Regions from separate parts of the Homo sapiens genome. Here all the other regions are linked to region 1. A link is a loop called in an ENCODE intact Hi-C map of the cell type or tissue named here. Cell type or tissue: heart left ventricle. All regions are shown on one strand. Each heading gives the region's core, and the rest is flanking DNA. Links, peaks and the distances in the headings are about the cores only.

Region 1 (8,485 bases), core at 3,486-8,485:
GGCACGAGGATAGCTTGAACTTGGGAGGCGGAGGTTGCAGTGAGCCAAGATCGCATCACTGCACTCCAGCTTGGGTGACGGAGTGAGACTCTGTCTCGGGAAAAAAAAAAAGCGGGGGTGAAATACATTTTATTTAGTTTTTGGTCTCATAAAGACAGGTACACAAGTATGGCACAGTGGCTCATGGCTGTAATCCCAGCACTTTGGGAAGAAAATATTATTAAAATAAAAGTTATTTTTACTTTTGTAGAGCGGGGCTTCACCATGTTGCCCAGGCTGTCCTGAACTCCTGAGCTCAAGCAGTCCTCCTGCTCCTGTGAGCCACTGTGCCTGGCCTGCACTTAACATTTTTTTTTTTTTTGAGAGGGAGTCTCACTCTGTCGCCCAGGCTGGAGTGGAGTGGCGCAATCTCAGCTCACTGCAAGCTCCGCCTCCCAGGTTCAAGCCATTCTCCTGCCTCAGTCTCCCGAGTAGCTGGAACTACAGGTGCCCGCCACCACGCCCGGCTAATTTTTGGTATTTTTAGTAGAGTCAGGGTTTCACCATGTTAGCCAGGATGGTCTCGATCTCCTGACCTCGTGATCCGCCCGCCTCGGCCTCCCAAGGTGCTGGGATTACAGGCGTGAGCCACCAAGCCCGGTGCACTTAACATTTTTAAAGGTAAACCTTTTAGTACTGTGGAAATGTGTGCATAGGATGCAGTCCTAGATGATGACGCCGGGCACGGTGGCTCACGCCTGTAATCCCAGCAATTTGGGAGGGAGAGGCGGGCAGATCACTTGAGGTCAGGAGTTCTAGACCAGCCTGGCCAACATGTTGAAACCTCATGACTACTAAAAATAAAAAAATTAGCCAGGCATGGTGGCGGGGGCCTGTAATCCCAGCTACTCAGGAGGCTGAGGCAGAATTGCTTGAATCAGGGAAAGGGAGGTTGCAGTGAGCTGAGACTGGGCCACTGCACTCCAACCTGGGTGACAGAGTGAGACTCCGTCTCAAAAGAAAAAAAAAAAAAAGAATTCAGGGCAAGTCCATAAAGTGAAAGGCAGTTTATTAGGAAAGAATGGCTGTTCCATAGGCAGAGCAGCCCCAGGGCTGCTGGTTGCCCATTTTTATGGTTATTTCTTGATGATATGCCAAACAAGGGGTGAATTATTCTTGCCTCCCCGTTTTAGACCATATAGGGTAACTTCCTAATGTCGCCATGGCATTTGTAAACTGTCATGGTACTGATGGGAGTCTAGCATTGAGGACAACCAGAGATCACTGTCGTGGCCATCGTGGTTTTGGTGGGTTTTAGCTGGCTACTTTACTGCAACCTGTTTTATCAGCAAGGTCTTTATGACACGTATCTTGTGCTGACCTCCTATCTCATCCTGTGACTTAGAATGCCTAATCATCTAGGAATGCAGCCCAGTAGGTCTCAGCCTCATTTTACCCAGCCTCTATACGAGATAGAGTCGCTCTGGTTTAAACGTCTCTGACACAAGCAACTTGCGTACTAAAGGTTGTTACAACACCCTTGCTGGTTTTGCCTGCTAATGATAATCCACAAATTCTAAAGATTTACCTAGAGAGGGCTGGGCACGGTGGCTCACTTTGTAATCCCAGCAATTTGGGAGGCCAAGGCGGGCGGATCACGAGGTCGGGAGATCGAGACCATCCTGGCTAACATGGTGAAACTCTGTCTCCTTTTTTTTTTTTTTTTTTTTTTTTTTTTGGAGACAGAGTCTCGCTCTGTCACCCAGGCTGGAGTGCGGTGGCGCTATCTCGGCTCACTGCAAGCTCCGCCTCCTGGGCTCACGCCATTCTCCTGCCTCAGCCTCCCAAGCAGCTGGGACGACAGGCGCCCGCCACCACGCCCGGCTAATTTTTTTTATTTTTAGTAGAGACGGGGTTTCACCGCGTTAGCCAGGATGGTCTCTATCTCCTGACCTTGTGATCCGCCCGCCTCGGCCTCCCAAAGTCACGCCTGGGACTACAGGTGTGAGCCACCGTGCCCGGCCAATGAAACCCTGTCTCTACCAAAAATACAAAAAATTAGCCGGGCGTGGTGGCGGGCGCCTGTAGTCCCAGCTACTTGGGAGGCAGAGGCAGGAGAATGGCATGAACCCGGGAGGCGGAGCTTGTAGTGAGCCGAGATTGCTCCACTGCACTCCAGCCTGGGCGACAGAGCGAGACTCCATCTCCAAAAAAAAAAAAAAAAAAAAAAAAAAAAAATTTACCTAGAGGGAAAAAAAGTAAAAAAACCCCAATTCAAGACAGAAAAAAGCAAAATGATTCCAGCCGAGAACTTGAAGAATAAAATCAACCAGGAGGACGCTTCATGTTAGTAGAAAGTGGACGGCATTTTCACCATGTAAGGAAATGTGACCTTTTGAAAAAAGAACGAGGTCGTTTTCTATTTTAATAAGGGCAGTTCCTTCTTTCCACTTACCTGCTTCTAGGAGACAACAACAAAGAGCTGGCCTTGTTTTAGCAACCTGCACTGCAGTTTACATTCCCTTTAACCCAAGACAAAGATTAAAGAGATATCCCCACCCCTGCTCCAAGTCAATCTTGAAGGACAAACGTCTGGTTCTTACCTCATCTACCCACACCTGGAACCTGTCATGGCATGGGCAAGTTGAAACAGTAACTTGTTCCTCCACCCAACAGTCTTGCAATACTCCAAAACAGCAAACAATACTTCTTTATTTTATTACTTTAATTAATTAATTTATTTTTTGAGACGGAGTATTGCTCTTGTTGCCCAGGCTGGAATGCAATGGTGGGATCTCGGCTCACCGCAACCTCTGCATCCCGACTTCAGATGATTCTCCTCCCTCAGCCTCTCGAGTAGCTGGGATTACAGGCATGTACCACCACGCCTGGCTAATTTTTTTTTTTTTTTTTTTAGTAGAGATGGGGTTTCTCCATGTTGGTCAGGCTGGTCTTGAACTCCCGACCTCAGGTGATCTGCCCGCCTCAGCCTCCCAGAGTGCTGGGATTACAGGCGTGAGCCAAAGCACCCGGCCAACAATATATTTTTAAAATGGGGCACCTGCCGGCCGGACGCGGTGGCTCATGCCTGTAATCCCAGCACTTTGGGAGGCCGAGGCGGGCAGATCACGGGGTCAGAAGATCGAGACCATCCTGGCTAACACAGTGAAACCCTGTCTCTACTAAAAATACAAAAAAAATAGCCGGGCGTGGTGGCGGGCGCCTGTAGTCCCCGCTAGTCGGGAGGCTGAGGCAGGAATATGTCATGAACCCGGGAGGCGGAGCTTGCAGTGAGCCAAGATAGCGCCACTGCACTCCAGCCTGGGCGACAGAGCGAGACTCCGTCTCAAAAATAAAATAAAATAAATAAAAATAATAAATAAATAAATAAATAGGGCACCCGCTCGAGGCAATTACTTCCTGCTTTATGCGCTCCCTCCCATAAATGGTCTCCTCTGTTCAGTTCATTCAGACTTCTGCTTTAGGAATTATCTTCTTAAAAAACCACTTGGAGGAGGGCGCTCTCCACTGAAAGATCTTTAGCAGACTCTTTTCCCTAATAAAATTCAGACCACAGAGCAAAGCAATCCAGAGTTCTTAGCATCAATGAATACGCCGCTCTTAATTTAAAACTTTTTTTTACCATTCTGCATTTCTTGAGCGTTCCTGCTTCTTCTTCACTGTTTTCTATACATTTCCGTTTTATTTATTTATTTATTTTTTGAGACGGAGTCTTGCTCTGTCACCCAGGCTGGAGTGCAGTGGCACAATCTCGGCTCACTGCAAGCTCCGCCTCCCTGGTTCATGCCGTTCTCCTGCCTCAGCCTCCTAAGTAGCTGGGACTACAGGCGCCCGCCACCATGCCCAGCCAATTTTTTTTGTATTTTTAGTAGAGACGAGGTTTCACCAAGTTAGCCAGGATGGTCTCGATCTCCTAACCTCGTGATCCACCCGCCTCGGCCTTCCAAAGTGCTGGGATTACAGGCGTGAGCCACCACATCCGGCCTTTCTATACATTTCAATGTGCATTTTTGTCTATGAATCCTCCTACCTACGCTTTAAGGATTAGTTCAATGGTTACCTATTTCCAGAAGTCTTCAAATACCCTCCAAATGAATAGTAAATCCAGTGGTCCGGAGAATTTGAAGTCAGTCCTCCACAGGTGATTCTCTCACCACCACAAAATGGCCCAAGTACCTTGCCTTCCTCTCATGGCTGCCAGCTGAATCGTATTGTAATTGAGAGGGAACCCTCTATTTTCTCCTGGTACTGGATAAGCTCCTTAAAGGCAGATTCCAGCACTTTTTTTCCCCCTCGAGACAGAGTCTCACTGTCGCCCAGGCTGGAGTGCAGTGGCCTGATCTCTGCTCTCTGCAGCCTCCGCCTCCCGGGTTCAAGTGATTTCTGTGCCTCAGCCTCCTGAGTGGCTGGGACTACAGGTATGCACCACCATACCTGGCTAATTTTTGTGTTTTTAGTAGAGATGGGGGTTTCACCATGTTGGCCAGGCTGGTCCCAAACCCCTGGCCTCAAGCAATATGCCTGCCTTGGCTTCCCAAAGTGCTGGGATTACAGGCATGAGCCACCGTGCTGGGCCACAGTATTTTTTCTTTTCTTTTCTTTTTTTTTTGAGATGGAGTCTTGCTCTGTCACCCAGGCTGGAGTGCAGTGGCACGATCTCGGCTCACTGAAAGCTCTGCCTCCTGGGTTCACGCCATTCTCCTGCCTCAGTCTCCCGAGTAGCTGGGACTACAGGCGCCCACCGCCACGCCCAGCTATTTAAAATTTTTTTTTTTTTTTAGTAGAGACAGGGTTTCACTGTGTTGGCCAGGATGGTCTCGATCTCCTGACCTCGTGATCCACCTTTTTAATGCGGAAAAGCACACTGAAGAACATTTATCAGAAGTATGTCCTCAGTAAGTGGCTGAACAGGCTGAGTGTGGTGGCTCACACCTGTAATCCCAGCTACTCTGGAGGCTGAGGCAGGAGAATCACTTGAACTTGGGAGGTGGAGGCTGTAGTGAGCTGTGATCATGCCACTGTACTCCAGCCTGGGTGACAGAGCGAGACCCTGTCCCCCACTCAACACCCCCCAAAAATTGAACAAATGAAATAGCCCATTTTTTGAGAATCAGTGCTTTTGGCTGGGCGCCCGGTGGCTCACACTTATAATCCCAGCACTGTGGGAGGCAAGAGGTGGGCAGATCACCTGAGGTCGGGAGTTCGAGACCAGCCTGACCAACATGAAGAAACCCCGTCTCTACTAAAAATACAAAATTAGCCGGGTGTGTGGCACATGACTGTAATCCCAGCTATTTGGGAGGCTGAGGCAGGAGAATCACTTGAACCCGGGAGGCGGAGCTTGCAGTGAGCCAAGATTGTGCCACTGCACTCCAGCCTCGGCAACAGAGCAAGACTCTGTATCAAAAAAAAAAAAAAAAAAAAAAAAAGAATCAGTGCTTTTGTAGAGCTTTTGACAAGGAGGCAGTACAGCAGTTAAGAGCACAGATACGGGGGTCAGAGAGATCTAGATTTAGATTTACTAGGTTGTGTATCAGCTGTGTGTTTTAGTATGTGTGTATTTAGCTGTGTGTATTTCCTCTCAACAATGAGGTTAACAATGCCTACCCAATGTGGTGACGGTGAAAATGGGGTAATGCACAAAAATACCTTAACACGATGTCTGGTAAATGGCAAAGAGATAACTATTAAGAGACCTCTGGTATTCACAGGTGACTCTACTAATGCAGTACTTCTTAAAGGGACATTTAAACAACTACTGCTCTGATTTAGGGAATAGTCAAGTCTTTAGTTGAACACTCACCTTAAGAACCACTTCTGGAATGTCGACAAGTTCCTTTAACCTCTCTCTGCCTCCCTTTCCTTACTTCCAAGTGGTGATAATAATTTGCCTGACAGAAATGCTGAGCGAGATCAGGTTAAAAACACTATGTAAACAACTGTAAAGGATTGCTTTTATTTTGAACTTAAGCTGAGGAAAAGAAGCCAAAAGTATTTTAAATTTTATTCTATTTCTAGCACATTCTGTGAGGGCTTTAAAAAGAAATTTCTCTCTTTATAATTTTCCTTTCCTTTATTCTTTACAGAACAGTAAATTCTGATTACTCAAGTTCTCAAAAATGAAAGCTATATCTGGAATGTTTCTATTTTGCTCCCCCTGTTGGCCTGAGAGCAGGATAACACTGCCTGAGACTAACAATTCAAGACGATCTAAACATTTATTTTCATGGACTTGACTAATATAAAGATGTAATGGCATTCCACAGAAAGACCTAAACCACAGTTTCAGCTCTATCTTATATATATACCTGACAATTAAAAGCAGTATGTTTATGTTTAATTTTTAATTTTTAACTATTAGGGTTCAAATCTAGAAAATTATTTTTATACAAAGGCTAGCTGCATGCCATTCATTTTTCAAAATAATTACTTTTCAAAAATTCTGCTGTTTCTATATTTAAGGCTGAAATCCACTGAAAACACCCAAACTTGCAATTCCTATCATTATTTTTGTTTTGCTACCACTGATTTTTACAATTTACCTTTTTTTTTTTTTTTTTTTGAGATGGAGTTTTGCTCTTGTTGCCCAGGCTGGAGTGCAATGGCGCGACCTCGGCTCACTGCAACCTCCCACTCCCAGGTTCAAGTGATTCTCCTGCCTCAGCCTCCCGAGTAGCTGGGATTACAGGCATGTACCACCACACCTGGCTAATTTTTGTATTTATGTAGAGATGGGGTTTTGCCATGTTGGCCAGGCTGGTCTCGAACTCCTGACCTCAGGTGATCCTTCCTCCTTGGCCTCCCAAAGTGCTAGGATTATAAGCATGAGCCACCACGCCTGGCCAACAATTTACTTTTAAACTTAAAAGTTATATGCACCGGCCAGGTGAGGTGGCTTACGCCTGTAATCCCAGCACTTTGGGAGGCTGGGCGGGCAGATCACCTGAAGTCAGGAGGTCAAGACCAGCCTGACCCGACGTGGAGAAACCCCATCTCTACTAAAAATACGAAGTTAGCTGGGCGTGGTGGCACATGCCTGTAATCCCAGCTACTCCGGAGGCTGAGGCAGGAGAATCGCTTAAACTCGGGAGGCGGAGGTTGCGGTGAGCCGAGATTGTGCCATTGCACTCCAGCCTGGGCAACAAGAGTGAAACCCTTGTCTCAAAAAAAAAAAAGGTTATATACACTGATTTTACCTGTGAATCACTTTTTTGTATTCAAAGTCTTAGATTATGTATATGAAAACTAATTTATTAAACCTCTGTACACAAAGATGAACATACCTGTATAGCAAGCATATATGAAGGATGAAGTTACAAAAAAGTAAAAGTATTACTAAAATTGACACATGTAAATCACTTACAAAAATACCCCAAATGGGATAAAGCTGCTCATCCCTGATTTTTCTCATTTGGTTGTAGGAGTTGAAACATGAATTTAAAATGGTAGAATTTTTTCTTTTAAAAAGTGATATATTAAACTTATATACAGGATAATTAGCAAAATGTAGAAAGGGAAAACAATGTACAAAAGACAGATAAAAACCATCACTCTCGACGGATAGTCACAATCCAAAAATAGTATAAACCTTAACAAACCCTCTCTAAACCAGGTCATATTCACATCTCCCCCCAAGTTTTGTCAGTGAGAATAAAATATACTGAACTAGTGAGCTCAGTCTTTCTTTAAAATAGGCTTGACTTTGGAACATGAACCTTGGATAGATTTTTAAACATGGGAGGGACAAACAGGAAAACCATTCTATCTATCCACTTAATTAGTACTAATTAACGGAACAAAGTTATTAAATAGCTCTCAGTGCTAAGTCAAGCCATTATTCAGAGGCCTTTTTGTTTTTCTGCTGGTTTCGGGGTGAGTTCTTTAACAAGCTTCTTATCCTGAGGTACATTCCAGTAGATTCTGCCATATTCTCAAATTCAAATGGCGTGATTCCAGTTGCAAATTTGCTCATGTCAGGTATAGGGCTATGAATTTTAGTGGCCGTTGAAGGACTGGTGTCTGCAGGAAAGAGCTTCTGGCTGCCCCCATTGCTGATGTCACAGTTTGGTACGACACTGCCATTATCAAGAAGGGCACCTTCAGTGTTTACCGGAGCCAACTCTGCTTTTTCCTTCTGACAAAGTGATGTCACCTCAGAGTCTGGACTGGAGGCATGTCCAGCTTCTGATTTCTTTGTAAAAATCTCTGGTACCTCAGGCTCATCCAGCGTCTGCTTTTCAGATGTTTTTCCCTCCGGGACAGGGAGGTCTAGCTCATTTGGACAAGGTGATGAGGCAACGGAATTGCCAGTTAAAGGTGTGTCCACAGGAACGTCGGAGTCGCTGTTTACGCTCTCGGCCTGCTCAAGAGCTGCCCAGATCCGCCTCTGCTGTTCTTCAAGTTCTTCTAGAGTCAGTGCGTCCTCATCCACAGCTCCAGATGCTGTTCTGGTCTGGGGTGAGTCACTGGGAGTCAGCGGCGGGGT
Region 2 (5,000 bases), core at 1-5,000, 120 kb before region 1:
CTTAGCAACATTCCTACATGTGATGGGGAAGAGGCCATGGAAGCTCTAGTTTCCTTCCAGCAGTGGATGTCCCAAAGGCTATTGGGCTCCAGGGAGGGAAAAAAGGACTCAGAATTACAAAGAGAAAATTTAGTAATAATTATCCTCTATAGTCTCCATCTCTGAAGGAGTCCAATTGAGAGGCTCAAGAGAGGAGGAAAGTTTACCTCAAACTGGTAAGGGGTTTATTATTTTTACCTTAAGATGAAGTTGTTTTTATTAGCTCAGACATAAAAACGCAACTCAACACAAAGGCATGAGTTTGAGCTCTCTCAAAAAGAGCTGGTGGGTTCCTAAGGTGATTCAAAACCTGTGATCTCAGATACTCTGCTCTCCCCACCATTACGCACTTGGATGTAGCCTGATAGGGAACCCAGAGGATAATCTCTAACAGGTTTAAGTGCAGCAGAATCTTAATTTGAAATAATCTAGGTCCAAATGTACCTCTTCCCACCCCCACCTCTCTTACACAAGAGGTTATCAGTTATCAGAATCAGTGACTGACAAGGCCCACACCCGCAGGGCTGCTCTCAGCAACTGTCAGTTACGTGCAGTAATTTAAATACTTTGTGGTACTAATTGACCTATCAGTCTGGACAATTATGGGCAATGAAAAAATGACAACAGACTCTAAACAAAGTGACACAAAGTGCAGAGCTTCAGTAGAGGGGGGAATGTAAAAGTGAAGATTGCAAACGTCTTCACTCATTCCAGTGGGACTCGGGGACCTCAATACATTCAAGAGGTCACTTTGCTTGTAAACCAGGTATCGACAAACCATGATGAGATATTTAAAAGGTGAACAAAAAAATTTTTTTTAATTCATCACCTGCTTCAGCTCTGTATACTCCACAAAAATAATGAAATACAATTCAAGCCCTAACTGTCTGGATAATCCCCTTGGTCTGTATGTGCCTTGGATGGACACTGTTCAATTTCCCTGCTTTTATAAGAAAAGAATCTAATCCTTATCTACATAATTGGGGTCACAGCCTCAGGAGCTGAAATCCAAAACTACAGTAGTAGGAAAAAGAAAAGGCAATAGAACCTTTCTTCTCTTGACACAGTTAAGTGTCCTCTGGGTAAAAGGTCACTATTTCCAGATAAAAAGCAAATACACATTTAATGTGATCTCCTCCCCATTCAGAGATCTTTCAGATAAGCGTAGCCAACGCCTCCTTACTGATGGGTCTATATACACATTATCTGGGACTCTACAGTGCCTCAGCCTCCGTAGTAGCTGGGATTACAGGCATGCGCCACCACACCTGGCTAATTTTTGTATTTCAGTAGAGACTGGGTTTCACCATGTTGGCCAGGCTGGTCTCGAACTGGCTGGTCTCAAACTCCTGACCTTGAGTGATCAATCAGCAGCAAGGGAACTAGTGATCCACTTCCATGCCACAGCACACAGTAAAAATGTGACACTGAACAGGACAACCCTTCTTGTAAAATCATTCCTTTCTTAGAATAAGAACACAGAGTATCCCAAGAGGAAAGTCCTGGGACAGGGGATTGAGAAGGAAAGCAAAGGCTTTGCGAGAAGCGCACAGGAAAGGCAGGGGGGAAATCCCATGCAGACTGACACCGGGGGCAGCGGGAGCCTGTTTCGGAAGGAGAGAAGAGACCCAGATCACTGAAGTAGCTTCACAAAAAGGAACCCTTCAGAACGAAGACCTTTTAAAAAATTCAGTCTTGTGTTTTTTTGTTTTTTTTGTTTTTTTTGTTTTTTTTTGAGATGGAGTTTTGTTCTTGTTGTCCAGGCTGGAGTGCAGTGGCATGATCTCCTGTCACTGCAACCTCTGCCTCCTGGGTTCAAGCGATTCTCCTGCCTCAGCCTCCCTAGTAGCTGGGATTACAGGTGCGTGCCACCATATTCGGCTAATTTTTGTATTTTTAGTAGAGACAGGGTTTCACCATGTTGGCCAGGCTGGTCTCAAACTCCTAACCTTAGGTGTTCTGCCCGCCTCAACCTCCCAAAGTGCTGGGATTACAGGTGTGAGCCACAGTGCCTGGCCAAAAGTTTAGTCTTGAGTTGTCTATTTCAGCTGCCAGGAGGTGGTAGGAAGTAATGTCATTCTTTAATTTCCGTCTTATGTGGCAGTAAATCAAGGCAAAACGTTTTCAGGTTCTTTACAACCAGCAGCACAGCTGGCAGGGTACACCAGGAAGCAGGGCTCTGGAGACCACATAGCAAGGACTTGTACTGGGTGTTTGAACTTGGAGGAAGAAAAATAAAACACCTGCATACCTAGTAATGCTACAGCTAGAAAACTCTCACTTCGGTAATAACAATTTAAAACATGCTATTGTCTTCATTGACAAACGCTTGCCTCTAGTTTTGCAACTAAGGAAAATATTGTAGAAACAAACAGAAGTTTAAATGTCTCATCAGCTGCACTGGCAGGCACTGGCCAGTGGCGGGGGCACACTGAAAAGGCAGCCAGTCAGCTCCGGGACAGCAGCCAGCCTCACAATCCCCTTTCCTCTCATGGGAAGCAAAATTAGACAACTTGGAAACTTCCCCAGAATTCCCACAACTCCACATCTAGAATGCCTTATGCTCCAGCCAGATATCATCTCTTTTGGAATAATTCCACTAAAATTAGAAGACATTATGAATTAGGTGAAGAAGGCCAGGTCTCCAGACAAAAAACATTTTTCCCCCCTTTCTGGCAAAATTCTTTATAAAGCAAACGTTGGCCTATTCATTAAACACATGAATGTGTGGAGCTTAGTCATTACATACAATTTCTTCAGGATATAAATGTAATTGCTTTGAAAGCCACATGCACAGAAACATTAAGGTCAATGTCCCAAGGTCAGATTATGCAGTTAGTGTTTGAGTATATCAATAAGCATTTTAATCTGTGATCAATCTTTGTTAACAAGGGAAATATCCACACAGTTAAGTGCCCTCTTACATTCTCAGGATCTTCAGAAATCTGGCTCTTTTGCTATCAGTAAAAAAATAAAAAAAATTAAACAACAACAAAAAAGAGATTCCAATAAAGCTTCAATATGTGTTAGGGTTTCAAGATAACTTTATTTGATTAATTTCAAGTAAGTTTATCAGACAGACTATACAACCCAGTGCTGATGTAAATTATTTTAACTGGACCCTCCTGAAGACACCATGGGCTATATTTCACATGAATTAGATGATGACATGAAACTTCTAATGAGACTTTGGGGTGTTTTTAAATGGATGAGAACAACACAAAAATTGACTAAAGGAATGTGGCTGTATATGAAATGAGTGAAGAAGATATCTATTAAATTGTTAATGAACCATTAAATTCTGGGCCCCATAAAACTAGAACCCAGAAAATGCCCCCCTTGCTCTTTGTTAACTGTAAAGATACATTTATTTTCAAAGAAATCAGAGTTGCTGTTTGGAAGGGCCCCTCAAATTTAAGCATGGTGTGGGCAGCCAGCAGACTCTAAAATTGTAGCAAAACTGCATATTTGGGAAACGCACAGTTAAGTGCAATTTTTACTAAAATATTGTAGATTAAAGAACTACAAATCTGGAAAATTTGAAAAACTGAATGATTTACATTTGTCATATATCTAGCAATGGCTTGAAACCATCAAAACCATTTAATTCTGGTGTCTAATTTAAAAACTAATATGAATAAATTGTTAAAAAGGGATGAGAAACCTGACACTAAAGGAAAATCCATGAATTCTACAAATGCCATGAAAGTAAAAGAAGTTGAAATATAAAGTGTTCTTAGTTTTTGCTCTGCTAATTACTTTTTTAAAAAAATTAACAATTACAACATATTCCTTTTATAGGGTTATAAAAGGATTTATCCTGCTCAACTGGAAAGCAAAGCTGAGATAAAGCAAAAAACTTTGTTGTGGACTTTTTTTTTTTTTTTTGGAGACAAAGTCTCGACCCATCCCCCAAGCTGGAGTGCAGTGGCACGATCTCGGCTCACTGCAACCTCCACCTCCTGGGTTCAAGCGATTCTCCTGCCTCAGCCTCCCAAGTAGCTGGGATTACAGGCACCCGCCACCACGCCCGGCTAATTTTGTATTTTTAGTAGAGACGGGGTCTCACCACGTTAGCCAGGCTGGTTTCGAACTCCTGACCTCGGGTGATCCACCTACCTCGGCCTCCCAAAGTGCTGGGATTACAGGCGTGAACCACCGCACCCGGCCTGTTATGGACTACTATGACAAAATTTAAAATGCCTTTTCTAATCATCAGACGAACACCATTAAGTCTCACTTAGGACTGCTTTAAATTGAGGACACACTGCCAGATTTATGACTTGATGAGATCCAATTCATGGTTTTGCATTTTGAAGCATGAGAAAGAAGTAGTGCAAGTTCCACTCTGCTAGGAAGTGGGCCACACACTCACAGGCTCAAGTACCGGCACCGTCACCACAAAGCCACCCCCAGAACCTTCCCCCGCCACTTCCTCAGCTGGCTGTTCTGGCCGCTCATTTCAATTGGTGCATTATTTCGCCCGTGTTCTGAATACTGATACCCATAAAAGCTGTAAGAGAGCTGGAGGGGTTTTACCTCAAGATCACCTTTGGTAATTGATTCTTCTTCAACCCGGAACTGAAGGTCCTCAACCTTCCTGTGGAATAAAACCCAAACAAAACACTTAAGAAACTAAGTAACACACAGCCTTTAAAAAAACAAAACAAACAAACAAAAAAACACGTTGGGCATGGTAGGCCACTCCTATAATCCCAGCAATTTGGGAGGTGGAGGCAGGAGGATCGCTTGAGGCCAGGAGTTTGAGACCAGCTGGGGCAACATAGTGAGACCCAGTCCTTATATTTAAAAAAAAAAAAAAAAATCTATCATCACTACCCTGGTGAATTCAAGCAGACAGCCACCAGAAATGCCTTAGAGACATAGCAAGTTTAAAAATGCATCTTTGCACTTTGGGAGGGCAAGGTGGGAGAATGGCTTAAAGCCAGGAGTTTAAGAGC
Region 3 (5,000 bases), core at 1-5,000, 140 kb before region 1:
TAGTACATTTGTTATGTAACATACTACAACTGTCTCGAATACGGGAAAGCCTACTGTATTTAATGTTTAGTCACCAGAGATGTCTTCTTACCTGCTAAGTTTTCTCTCAGCTTCTCCAAGTCAGAAGACAGCATGTTAAACTGTTCCTCCTTTTGGTGTAACTTATTTACAGTTTCTATTTAGGATAAAAGTTAGAAGTTTAATATGTTTCATATTTAATAAGCTATCTGGAGCTTGGCTGTCTTACAACCCAGTCAAATATTATGCTCAAGAGATCTGAGAACACAGGAATACTAAAAAGTCCCCTTACAAATCACATGGCTGTGTCCAGCCTGAAAGAAGCAGGTCTGCCGCTGTCTCTGGCCTCCCTGAATCAGTACTTCAGACAGGCATCAGGCCCTTTCCACTCATCTCTCTTTCCTCCTTCCAGTTAAAACTCAATAAAGCTATCAATGATGAAAGCATAAATAACACTCTTCCCAGGAATACTTACATTTTAATACAGAACAAGCCTTAAGCTAAAAGAAGAAAAAATTGGGAGTTTGAGGCTTCAGGAAACCAATGGAAGCCAGTCTTTCTGAGCACGGCAGGAACTTCCAGGAGAGTGAAATTAGGCTACGAGCAGTGTAACTCTGTGCACTCCACAGGTCAGCTCCAGTATGAAAGAATGATATTTTTTAAAGCAATCTGCACACGCTCTGGTAAGACATACCTTGCATACTTCTCTGAACAGAGACTGCCTCCTCTGAAGCTTCAGCAAACTTTTCTTTCTAAAGAAAAAGAATGAGAGATTCTGAACAGAAAGATTTCAAATTGTAAAGACAAGAAGTTTCTATCAATTATAACTACGATACTGTCTACTTTTTGTTGCTGGTCTTGTTTTATTAAAACTAATACACCTCAAACATATGACACCAATTACTACATGTGGGTCATAAACATGTGCATGTATACACACAAAAGAGTGCAGTTTGCATGTGTGTGTATGGACATGTGGGAAGGCAGGTTCACCAGCATGCCCATGTAGGCATGTTCGTACTTAGGTAAGTACATGCATGTGCGTGTATACATAGGGTGCACGTGCATGCTTCATGTTGCCACCTCTCAAACAGCAGACCTTCTCTTCAGAAATCTGTGTGAAATGGTGAACAAAGCTCTGAAGTTTGTTATTTCTGAGAGTAATCTAATATCTTGAATCTAGGTCTGTGTCGCTACTTTTGAAACTGAAAAGGCCCATAAGTCACTTACAGTTCAAGGTCTTTTCTAAACATGACAATAGGCCAAGCTAAAAATCACTCTCCTGGTTGTCCTGAGATGAACTTCGAGCTAGCTACATCAAGAAGGTTGTTACATGAGTATTTCTAACTAGATAGGATTATGAAAAGATGGTGCAGGGGCCACAGTGCATCCAAGCCCACAGGCTGCCCCCTGTGCCATCCCACAGCCAGACTCAAGGTGGCATGTCTTGTCCTAAGATATACGGAAGGATACTCTAACTTAGGGGGAAAAAAAAAAAGGCAAGGCATCCTAAAAGCTTGGGAGGAGGGCAGAGAAGCAATGAACTCAAAACATTTTCTTAAAGGACACCAGGCTGGGCGCAGTAGCTCACGCCTATAATCCCAGCACTTTGGGAGGCCGAGGAGGGCAGATCACTTGAGGTCAGTCGTTCAAGACCAGCCTGGCCAACATGGAGAAACCCCATCTCTACTAAAAATACAAAAATTAGCCAGTCGTGGTAACAGGCGCCTGTAATCCCAGCTACTCAAGAGGCTGAGGCAGGAGAATTTCTTGAACCTGGGAGGCAGAGGCTGCAGTGAGCCGAGATCGCGCCACTGCACTCCAACCTGGGCAACAGAACAAGACTCTGTCTCAAAAAAAAAAAAAAGATCACACACGTTAATTCACACTGTTAATAGCACAGAAGTGTAATGAACAGCGAAGAGGAAGGGATGTGGAGGACCTGGGACAGCTGACCCTGCGTGGCACATATACCTCGTCTAGTTTCTCCATAAGCCTCTGGCTTTTCTTTCCATGGCATGTGGGTGGGTACCACTGGCACTACTCATGAGTATCAGCCTTGTTTAAACTCGGGTTTTCAGTGCAGGAGGCAAGTAGGAAGGAACAGAGTTGAGAAAAGGTAAAAAATATACATATGCCATACAACTTGAGATTAAGGAAAGAGAAAACATATAAAAGGGAAGGTAATTTTCTGAGATGGAATAAACTGAGTTAGATTTATTTTAATTTATTTAATTAGACAGCAAGCATCCTGCCTCGCCAACAGAGGGCGCCTACGGCCCAGTACAGCTACTGCCCTGATAATCACAGTTTAGGGGCCTCATTCAATATGAAGGGGCCTCATTCAATATGAAACCTAACTGTGTTCGATGTATAACTTGGAAGGGCTCTGTGTTTAGTAAAACTAAGTAGTCAATAACATTTCAAAGCAGTGCGTTACCAAAGGCGAAGGGATAGATTAAAAAAAAAAAAAAAAAAAAGTAATACCTACCTTTGTTGTTTGGGTTTGATCCGATTCCCCTCAAAGGACAATATTTATCAGCCAATAACTAATACACTCAAGTTGAATCAACACTTAGAAAGAGAAAGGAAACAGCTACAATATTTCTTACTGGAGGATTTTTTAAAACAGGAAATGGCCAGAAACCCTGAGATTCAGATTCCCAACAGGTACTTACCAAAATCTGAAGTTCTTTTTCCAAAGTCTCTTTCACTTGACTGACTTCACTCAAATTTTCCTGAAGGTTAGTAAGCTTTAGCTCTCTCCCCTGGAGCTCTCTGGTAATGCTACTAGCCTAACACACAGTGTTACATGGTATAGAAGCAAATGAACAAAAGGAAAACAAAAGAGAATGAGAAGAAAAAAATAAACAAATGTAAAAAACTTATGAGAAACATAAAACAAAACTGAAAGGAATACAAATTTGGTGTTGGTTTTTAATTCTAAGAAGTCAATGACTTTTCAAACAATCAGTTCTATGATATGATTTCCTAATGGCTATTTTTGTGTTTTTTTTTTTTTCTCTTTCTTTCTGACACAGGGTCTCCCCTGTCACCCAGGCTAGAGTGCAGTGGTGTGATCATGGCTCACTGCAGCCTTAGAACTCCTGAGTTCAAGTGATCTTCCAGCACCAGCCTCCTAAGCAGCGGAGATTACAGGCACGTGCCACTACAGCTAATGTTTAAAAAATTTTTTTACAGATGGGGTCTCTGGCTGGGCTCGGTGGCTAATGCCTGTAATCCCAACACTTTGGGAGGCTGAGGCAAGTGGATCATTTGAGGTCAGGAGTTCAACACCAGCCTGGCCAATATGGTGAAACCCTATCTCTACTAAAAATACAAAAATTAACTGGGCATGGTGGCACGCTCCTGTAATCCCGCTACTTGGGAGGCTGAGGCAGAAGAATCGCTTGAGCCTGGGAGGCGGAGGTTGGGTGAGCCGAGACCAGACCACTGCACTCCAGTCTGGGTGACACAGTGGGACTCTGCCTCAAAAAAAAAAAAAAAAGAAAGAAAAGAGAGATGGGGTCTCACCATGCTGCCCAGGCTGGTCTCAAACTCCTAGACCCAAGCAATCCTCTTATTTTGGACTCTCAAAGTGCTGGGATTAGAGGCATGAGCCACTGTGCCCAGAGACTATTTTTAAATAGTCAAAATAGACTATTTTTCTATACTTCATTGTAACTTGGAGTATCAGCATGATCTAAAGCAGAAGGTGTGGATGCTTACTTTCTAAATGAGCTACTTGAGCAATTTCATTTCCTAGACTTTAAAAACCTTGGCTGGTCACGGTGGCTCACGCCTGTAATCCCAGCACTTTGGGAGGCAGAGGTGGGCGGATCACGAAGTCAGGAGATCGAGGCCATCCTGGCCAACATGGTGAAACCCCATCTCTACTAAAAATATAAAAAATTAGCCAGGCGTGGTGGCACGCACCTGTAGTCCCAGCTACTCAGGAGGCTGAGGCAGGAGAATCGCTTGAACCTGGGAGGTGGAGGCTACAGTGAGCCGAGATCATGCCACTGCACTCCAGCCTGGGCCACAGAGCGAGACTCTGTCTCAAAAAAAAAAAAAACAAAACCAAAACCAAAAAACCTTAAGGCCAGGCACAGTGGCTCACACCTGTTATCCCAGCACATTGGGAGGCCGAGGTCAGCAGATCTCAGCTGAGGTCAGGAGTTCAAGACCAGCCCGGCCAACGTGGTGAAATCCTGTCTCTACTAAAAATACAAAAATTAGCCAGGCGTGGTGGCACACACCTGTGATCCCAGCTACTGGGGAAGCTGAAGCAGGAGAATCCCTTGAGCCTGGGAGGCGGAGGCTGCAGTGAGGGTGACAGAACGAGACTCTGTCTTAAAAAATAAATAAATAAAAACAAAAACCTTAAGATGCGAATATATGTGGTCTACATTATTTTCTCTATTTGTGTATATGCTTAAAGTAGTTTGACATTTAAATAAAATTTAAAAATCCACTGGACAGGCAAGGTGCAGTGGCTGAAGCCTATAATCCCAGCACTTTGGGAGGCCGAGGTCAGTGGATCACTTGAGGTCAGGAGTTCGAGACCACCCTGGCCAACATGGTGAAACCCTCTCTCTATTAAAAATACAAAAATGAGCCAGGCATGATGGCGGGCGCCTGTAATCCTGGCTACTCGGGAGGCTGAGGCAGGAGAATCGCTTGAACCTGGGAGGTGGAGGTTGCAGTGACTCGAGATTGTGCCACTGCACTCCAGCCTGCGCAACAGAGTGAGACTGTCTCAAAAAAACAGAACAAAACAAAACAAAAAAATCCACTGGACAATAGTCATTAGAACTTGGCTTTCATGAAATCTTGATGTTAAAAAGTAAACTAGCATTAGCTAAATATTATCTTCTAATTAATTTTTGTGTTTTGATTAGTATTTCGGAACCACATGAGGAGATTTGAGAAAAATTTCCTGTAACCAGTTTGTCATCTTCGACTATGGTTAGTTAGCAATT

What was found. Peaks named below come from ENCODE experiments on the same cell type or tissue, not always from the same donor. Only the 100,000 strongest peaks of a DNase experiment are listed, where the experiment ranks them.
Region 2: it touches region 1 in a loop (2.3-fold over the local background); 28 of 110 quality-filtered maps call a loop at or near these places.
Region 3: it touches region 1 in a loop (2.4-fold over the local background); 27 of 110 quality-filtered maps call a loop at or near these places.

The regions. Positions count from the first base shown.
Region 1 is chr12:122,465,663-122,474,147 of GRCh38, forward strand. ZCCHC8 (zinc finger CCHC-type containing 8) reads right to left here. Exons shown (of 14, transcript NM_017612.5): 14 at 5,938-8,485. The coding sequence ends at 7,835. Among named protein-coding and RNA genes, the nearest start is that of ZCCHC8, 31 kb to the right of the region's middle. RefSeq lists an enhancer at 8,390-8,439. In heart left ventricle, for the core only: CTCF peaks have their summits at 6,163 (motif pointing left) and 6,364; no DNase peak of the experiment used is centred there; H3K27ac peaks cover 789 bases.
Region 2 is chr12:122,348,148-122,353,147 of GRCh38, forward strand. It overlaps CLIP1 (CAP-Gly domain containing linker protein 1), which reads right to left. Exons shown (of 26, transcript NM_001247997.2): 8 at 4,579-4,639; 9 at 2,964-2,996. Among named protein-coding and RNA genes, the nearest start is that of CLIP1-AS1, 45 kb to the right of the region's middle. RefSeq lists a silencer at 1,015-1,309. In heart left ventricle, for the core only: a CTCF peak has its summit at 2,436; a DNase peak (open chromatin) is centred at 2,474.
Region 3 is chr12:122,333,936-122,338,935 of GRCh38, forward strand. It overlaps CLIP1 (CAP-Gly domain containing linker protein 1), which reads right to left. Exons shown (of 26, transcript NM_001247997.2): 12 at 2,697-2,813; 13 at 713-770; 14 at 92-175. Among named protein-coding and RNA genes, the nearest start is that of CLIP1-AS1, 59 kb to the right of the region's middle. In heart left ventricle, for the core only: a CTCF peak has its summit at 2,285 (motif pointing right); a DNase peak (open chromatin) is centred at 2,299.